Regions from separate parts of the Homo sapiens genome. Here region 2 is linked to region 1. The links are chromatin contacts, found by Hi-C in ENCODE. All regions are on one chromosome and are shown on one strand. Each heading gives the region's core, a stretch centred on a gene start or an enhancer-like site at or near the end of the contact. The rest is flanking DNA. Distances are from core to core; before and after follow the strand shown. Region 1 holds the start of SLC2A13 (solute carrier family 2 member 13). Region 2 holds the start of TWF1 (twinfilin actin binding protein 1).

Region 1 (3,893 bases), core at 726-3,225:
AATACACAGATCAGCAGCAGCCCCAGGTTTAAAGCGCTTTCATCAAGCCCCAGCCATAGGGAAGAAATACTTCAACAGCACCCTAAGGGAAACAAAAAACTGAATTATGAAACGAAACATTAAAAAAGCATCAGCGGTGTGTCTTAGAAAAATTACTAGTGAGATTTAAGTCACAGCCCCCCACTTTCCCTCAAAAGTGCTTTCTAATAATACAGAGCACATTCCAAATAGCTTCCCTCTGCCAAAAACTTGCCAATTGTACCTCCCCTGCTCAGCAACCAGGGTGAAAAAAATTCAACGCCAGGAGAACCTTAATGCCTTCATTTTTGAAGTAAATTCCAAACATTTATCTTGCGGGGCATTTATCCACAGGGGGAGTAGCTCCTAAATGAATTAAGGAAGTGAATATGACCTTTAATAGATAATTTGGTTCCCAACTGGAAAGCAGGAGAGGAAAAACAAAGAGGAGAATGGATAAAAAAGGATTCAAATGAAAAAGTTGGAAAAACAGAGGAGAATGGAATTTACTTGGGAAAAGAATGAAAGCTGAAAGGCAATAGAAAAAGCATAAAAGCAAAAGGAGATGCCATCTAAAGACAAATGCTAGATAAGCAAAGAGGGCAGGGGTCGCTAATAAACCTTTCAGAGTCCAGAATTACTTAACTCTAAATATTATCTCACTGTAACTTGACGATGGTCTAGGTTCCAGGCTGGGAGCCCCAGAAAACGAAAGGGGCTAGCAGTGGAGAGGCAAGGTGGGACAGTGCAGGAAAGCAGAGACCCTCGTAAGCTCAAGAAGCAGCATCAGGTTAGGCTGGATCAAGGAAAGAGCTGGTGCTCAGCTAGGTTTCTGGAAGTGCTGAGAGGCAACAACCACTTGGACTGACTGGTCCGTGGCCTATCAAAGATTCCACGTGCGCTCGAGGGAGACTAGAGTGACACCCCCTCCCCCCCGACCCTCCCACCTCCCGGGAGAGCCTTGGAGGCTGGACCAACAAACAGATGGGCTCTGGAGGCCAGAGAAGTGGAGGATTCTCTGACCCTGGGAGACCAGACGGGGACCCCGATGGGCAAGAGGCACGCAACACCCAGGGTCAAGGGCGGTGACAATGGGATCCCGGGCGCCCTTCACGGAGCCCGAACTCACCGATGCCGAGTCCCACGACCAGGCGGCCGGCGAGCAGTGTCTCCTTGTTGTTGGCCGCAGCCAGCACCGCGGAGCCGGCGGTGAAGAGGGCACTGGCCAGGAGGATGGCAGCGCGGCGGCCGAAGACGCCGTTGAGGGCGCCTCCGGCCAGCGCCGAGACGGCAGCCGCCCCCACCGTGCTGGACACCAGCAGCTCCTGCCACAGCGCGTCCAGACTGAGCTGCCGCTTGAGCAGCAGCATGGCCCCTGACACCACCCCGGTGTCATAGCCAAACAGGAAGCCGCCCAGCGCGGAGAAGACGGCCACCACGTACACGAAGGCGGGGGTCTCGTCCTGCTGGAACTGCCGCCGCGCCGCGCGCTCCAGGTCCCCGACGCCGCCGCCGCCCGCGCCCGCGCTCTGCAGGCTGGTGCTCGATTCGGCGGCAGCCAGGAGGCTGCACTCCCCGGCCGCGCTCGCCGCGTCCGGCTCCGGCTGCTTCCTGCGCCGCTCGCCCATCAGGCTGCTCAGGCTCCGCAGCGTGTACTCCACATTCTCGCTTGCCTTGCGGGACATAGGGCAGGGGCCCGGGGCTGCCCGGGGGGACGCGGCTCCGCGGGCCGGCAGTCTCGGCGAGCTAGACAGCCCGAGCCGGCGGGAGCAACCGCCGCTGCCGCCGCTTTCTTCCTCCCGGCTTCCGCTCCGGCTGCCACGGCAGCAGCCGCCGCCACGGCCGCTCCGGGGAGAAAGTTGCTGCCCGCCGCGCTCCGACGCTGCGGAGTTGGAGCCCGGCGGGTCTCACTCCACACTCACGCCCCGCGCCTGCCGAGCTGGCGCTGCGGAGCGGGCGGGAGGCGGGACCGCGGGTCACGTGCAACCCCGGGCCGGCGGGGCGGGGCCCGGGAAACGTCCCGCCCCCTCCTTGGGCGGGGCCAGGCTCAGCCCGCCCCGGACCCCTAAACCCCGCCCTCCCGGTGGGTGCGACCTCTGACCTAGGCTCCCTCATTTAGGGCTCTGGCAACCGTATGGAATTAACCCTGCCTTCCGAGCTGCAGCGGTGGAGCAAGCCAATGTGGCGATGCCATCAGGCAACAGGCTTCCAGACGGGAAGCCACCCAGAATGTTTGCCGTGTTTGGAGAGGAGGGAGAGAGCACCTAAACCAGCCTCACTGTCCTTCCAGCAGCCTAGAGAGAGGGCTGGAAAAAATATCCTAGAATAGGACCTAGCAAGTACCCTTCCTTTTATAGTATTGTGACATTACCCAGCGTGGTCTACTTCCCTGGCATTAAATGTGTTTGTTCTGGAGCAATTCAGGGCTGCATGCTCCCATTTCTATAGCTAGTTTCCACTCTCATCGCCAGTCCCTCCTCAATTTATGCTTATTTTAAAGGAATGGTACATTTGATTCTTTGAGGACAGAGAACATATCTCTGTGGTGAATCCCAAACCCTCCTTCCATGGATCCCCGACCTGTAAAAGAAAATTCACATATATGCATTCCACTCATGTAACGGGTAATTCCCAGAAATAGAAAGAAAACTCAAGACCCTGATTTGTGATTCGGCAGGCAGTCTCCATTTCCCCGCCCCAACATGCTAACCAAAAGGTAGGATAGCTTCTCTCCTGAGAATCCCCACTGTTGCCCTCCATGAGGCACTGTTTTAACAGCCTCATTTACTTGAAACAAAGCAAAGATAACGTTATTTGCAACCAATTTTTTAAACTGTTGAGTGAATTAACAGTTGTTGGTTCATTTGGGGTTTGTTTCCCCCTTTAATTTAAATGTTTTTAAAATATACAGTTGCGCATCAGGGGCTAAAGATAGTTTGTTTTGTTTTGTTTTGTTTTTGAGACAGATTCTCGCTCTGTCGCCCAGGCTGGAGTGCAGTGGCGCTATCTCGGCACACTGCAGCCTCCGCCTCCCAGGTTCAAGCGATTCTCCTGCCTCAGCCTTCCTAGCAGCTGGGACTGCTAAAGATGTTTTGTGCCTCTAATTTGCTTTCATTCTTCAGGCTGAGGGCAAAAAGTCAAGCATCATATGATTCTATTCCTACAATTCCACTGCTCTTTTATTTCCCTTATTTGAGCAAAAGCTTTCTTAGCCTGGGGCCTATTTTTCATGCAGCTATAACTTTTTTCCTTTCAGACAAAAGGATTTTGTCATTCCTGTTTCAGTAAAAACTTATATTAGAATTTGTCAAAACTGCTTTCGTTTTGATTATCAGTCACGATTATCTCTACAATATAGTACTTTCCTTGCCAGCAACAAGGAAAAATAAACTAATGAAGCCAGACGGCTTAACTATTTAAATGTTATCGTCTGGCTTTAAAGCAAGGCTCTACCGTCATTCCCAGGCATCAGTTAAACAGAGAGAGCCTTTAGATCTGCAGCAATGAACTCTTTAATATTCAGACCTCGGACAATATTGCAGGTGAGAGCGCGCCTTTTCCGCGGCATGCTACGGTATAGTAAAACTGCGCCCCCTGGTGGTGAGCCAATTCCCACGGCTTCTGAAGAGAAGGGCTCCGCAGATGAGAAGCATCTGGTTCTTTGACAGTTCCCTCTTGCTGAGATGAAAATAAACTACTTTTTGTCTCAGCTGGTGCAGTGAACATCTTGGTTCCTGAGCATTCCTTGCTTGAAATTCAGCTTTGGGGTCATAGAACAAGAAACTACTTTAAAAATTCTGTTCCGTATTAGGACAGTTATGTATCTGCGGTCAGGTTACATTTTAAAAGAAATGTGACGTGAAAAAAAAGGCATC
Region 2 (3,893 bases), core at 696-3,195, 3.7 Mb after region 1:
CCGTAAGATTTGAACTTGCTTCATATTAATTAATAGTTCAAATCACTGACAACACACAGTAAGTTTAAAAATACAACAGCCACTAATCCAGGAACAGAAAATATTTTAAAATATTTAACTAACCATTTTCAATAGATATTTTCAGAAGTCTGTACTTTCCATTTCTGGCTCTGGCAAAGATCTCTTTAACATCTTCACTTGCTGTGGAAAAAGATAAAGAAAGTAAACTTTTTATACTTACATATAAATACTTTCCTATCTATATTGGAAAAGTTAATTAGAATACAAAGAAAAAATCTGGAGCATGTAGCATCCTTATTATCAGTATTATAAAACTTTACCGCATAAAATAACGAAGACTGTATACAATTAAGAAATATAAATATTAGCATTTTAAAAGTATGTTAATAATTCTAATCTGTTTTAGCTACATAATTCTGTGCAGAAATAACACTGGGGTGAATATACTGAAGTTACTCAAACCCAATAATGAGCAAATTACAATTTTGAAAAACTTTTCTTGCTCTTTTGAAAAATATTGAAAACCTGCTTTCATTCTCTAATTCAGTTTCAAGCTTATGACAGACACTCCTTCATCAATTCACTTTCTGTATTTTCCCGTTAAAAACAACAGTATATATCAAATATCCTAACTTGTTTAAAGAAAAAGACAATAAAATGCATTCAGTCTTAACTCTGGTTATATTTTTCTAACTTGCATTTCTCAAAAGCTAGATTAAACTCATTGAATAAATATGTATTTAATAACTAACCCTTGTGTTCCTATTAAAGCTTCAATTTCGTTCTAATTTCGTTCCTGTGTTGTCTATTAGCAGCAAGAACCACTATGTAAGTAGGTAGTGCTTGCTATAAGGCTCAAGCATGAGAGTCAATAACTACATATTTATATATCGAAATTAATGCGGATAAATAAAACAAAGTTTTCAGATTTGAGACTATTTTGCTTCTGCGTGCGTGCAGGGGGATGTGTGCGGTGGTGTCAAAAATCTTTACGAATAAAACATACAATTAAGTGTTCATCTGGGAGAAAGACTCGCTATTAACAGTAAGAGCTTGAGTTTACACTAGAACTCGTTAAGTGATCGCGAGTAACCCGGGGATATATTATTTGACTCTTGATGAGGTGAGTACCTGCAGGCTGCCCAATTTCAAACCAGGAAATAATGGAGGTCAGATATAACTGCATATTGAACTGTCTGCACGCATTACATGCAACCATACAGATCAGTTTCCCTTGGGGAGTATCTAGGAAAAAGATCAAAACACACGCTTACACTCGAGATTTCTCAGAACATAACTCTCATTTTCCTATTTGGAGAGAAAATGCGGGAGAGTTTTGGGAAGCACCCCTACTGATGTGAGAAAGATTCTGGCATGGTTCTTTTTGTAATCAAAGTCCTGTAATATTCTCCTTTGGACCATGAAAAAGAAAACTCGCCTGGTTCTCGACAGCGTACTGAAGCCCCAGTCGCCTCCACTGTCCCAGCTCTTCCCTACGTGACCAAAAGGGGGAAAGTTGGGCGACTGTCGGGGACGGTGGAAGGCACGCCCCCTTCAACCAGGCCGCCTCGAAAGCCAATTTCCTTCGCTCCCCCGAATTTCGGATCAATCTGCAACGTGACGGCAGCAGGGACCGGGCTGGAGGAGGACGCAGGCCGGCAGCGCCCGGGAAGCAGGAGCGCGGAGAGGCGCCGAGGCCCGGCTCGCCCCGCGAGACCGACTTCCGGAGCTCCCGGCCCGACTCCAGCCCTGCCGGTCCTGCAGCCCTCCCGGCTCTCCCGGCTCTCCCGGAAGCCCCTTCCCTGCGAGTCGCGCCGGGCGCTGTTACCTTGGATGCCGGTCTGGTGGGACATGGCGGCGGCCGCTAGCTCCCGGCTCCGGCGCTGAGTGCAGCCAGCGGCCCCGGCCGGCGGCCCCAGGAAGTGGCTGCTCCTCCGCCGGCCCCGGCGCGTCATCCGCCCGCGACCCGCGGCCGCCCCGCCCCGTGAGGTTGACTGAGTGCCCGAGCGTCCCCGCCGCCCCGCCGCCCTTCCTGGCCGCCGGGCTGCGGTCCAGCCCCCGGCCTCGCTATCCTAGTTCTCTGCTTGGGGTCCTGCTTCTGCTCTTGCCGCCGCCTCTCCCGCTTCTTCCGGGGGGGACATGCCGCAGAATCTAGACTGCTCAGTGCTCCGACGTCTGCTCTCTGACAACCCCGCCGACGCCGCCATTCGCTGCCTCAGCAAAGGGGTGCTCAAAAACGGAAGTGATCATTTTACCAAATAGGCATTTTCCAGCTTAAAAAAGATGTGCACATTATTTTTCTTGGTTTACTCTTCCTATAATCGATACCGTTTAGTGTAGAAAAGCCTTCTCCTTGCTCCATTGTTTTGAAAGAATTAATATAGACTGCCTCTCATCAAATTTTTCCACGATTTTAAATTAAGTTAATCTCAGACTGTTAACTTTTCTTTTCAGCTGGACACATTTAGAGACTCAGTGTATCTTTCTCTTCACTCCGGAAAGAGACAGCCACTAAGAGATTAGCTGATTTGAGTATCCCTCTGTGGTCGATTATACCATTGCAAATCCTGCTCTGCTTTAGGTTGGCAGTTTATTATTTAATCCAGTAATTATTCAAAATTCACTTGGACAGATTTGTAAGGTAGCAGCAGATATTACTTAAAAATCTTTTCCTTTCCTGCTTTTACAAACATGTAGTTCCTTCCTGAAAGGTAATGTTAGTTTTGTGGGGGGTTTGGTTTTTTTTTGGTACTGCTTCTCTACTGCTACTAGGTGGGAAGCTAGTTCTTATTTTTAGGGCCTTGAAGTGACACATACACAAAATTATAATCTGCTAATGAAGAAATAATTTATTCAGGTCAATAATATAAGTGCAAGTTAATCACTGTTCCAGTACTATACGATGTATTTTTCATGAGTGATGAACAGGCCTGCAATTGTTTTTCTTTACAAGAATCACAGCAAACAAGGTTATGTTCTATTGCCTGTTATCTGAGCTCTGTTTTTCAGACATATTCTCATATTCAGGAATAAACTAAATCTGAGTTTTATGACTTGTATGGATTTAAGAAATGTAGGGAGGAGTTTCATTCTAATCAAATTCTTCCTGACACAATGGTTCACCCTGATTTACCAGTTTTTGACTACATTGCTGAGCAGAGAGAAAATTGCAGAGTTGACTTGCAGTATTTTGACTGATTCATGTCCTAGTGCTTCGGGGAAATTGCTTAAGGAAGTTGGCGTTGCTCAAAAGTATAGTTGAGCAAAATATAATCCTTCCATATTCGTGCTTGGGAAAGGCCACTGTATTCTCAGTCCTGAAGAAGAGGAATGTCTAGTTAGGTTGGGACCACCCTGACAGCCACCAGAAAGTGCTTATTTACTGCCAGTACAATAGTTTGACTTAAAAGCTGCAAGCGTCTTGGGTACCTTGCTCTGCTCTAGCCACAAATATTTTCCCACTTTTCTTCATCTATTGTGTCTCCATTTAGTGAACATTTGCCAGAGCTGTCATGAGAATAATACCTTAGATTTGTATGGTAGTTTACAGTTTACAAATAATATATAATAGACTTATTTTGAGTACCAACATCCTGTGTGACGAGCTGAAAAAAATAGCAGGTTTTGTTTTTTAACTTTAAGAGGTTTGGAAATTGAACCACAGAGTTGGGAAGTCAGCAGGTTTCAAGGCTAAGACAAGTGTCTGTAAGAAACAAACCATTTGAAAACAATGTATGCAGATAAGAGGGTTTATTATAAGGATATTGGAGGATCTTATAGATCTTGACAACTTGGTTGTCACCTCTGCTTTTCTCTTCTTTTTCTCCAAATAAGATCTCTCTGCTTGTGCAGTCAAAATGGCTGAATATGGC

Evidence for each region. A loop is a pair of places that touch in the nucleus more often than their neighbours do. Pooled maps may share reads with other maps.
Region 2: a pooled map shows a loop between it and region 1 (5-fold over the local background). The contact joins the promoter of TWF1 here to the promoter of SLC2A13 in region 1. A Hi-C loop is called at or near these places in 6 of 50 pooled maps.

Annotation. Positions count from the first base shown.
Region 1 is chr12:40,104,106-40,107,998 of GRCh38, forward strand. SLC2A13 (solute carrier family 2 member 13) reads right to left here and starts at 1,976. Exons shown (of 10, transcript NM_052885.4): 1 at 1,148-1,976. The coding sequence starts at 1,703. RefSeq lists silencers at 1,410-1,499, 1,510-1,579, 1,600-1,859, 1,880-2,129, 3,511-3,640 and an enhancer at 3,130-3,299.
Region 2 is chr12:43,804,372-43,808,264 of GRCh38, forward strand. It overlaps TWF1 (twinfilin actin binding protein 1), which reads right to left and starts at 1,946. Exons shown (of 9, transcript NM_002822.5): 1 at 1,850-1,946; 2 at 124-201. The coding sequence starts at 1,874. It also overlaps a transcript of TMEM117 not described here. RefSeq lists a silencer at 1,642-2,121.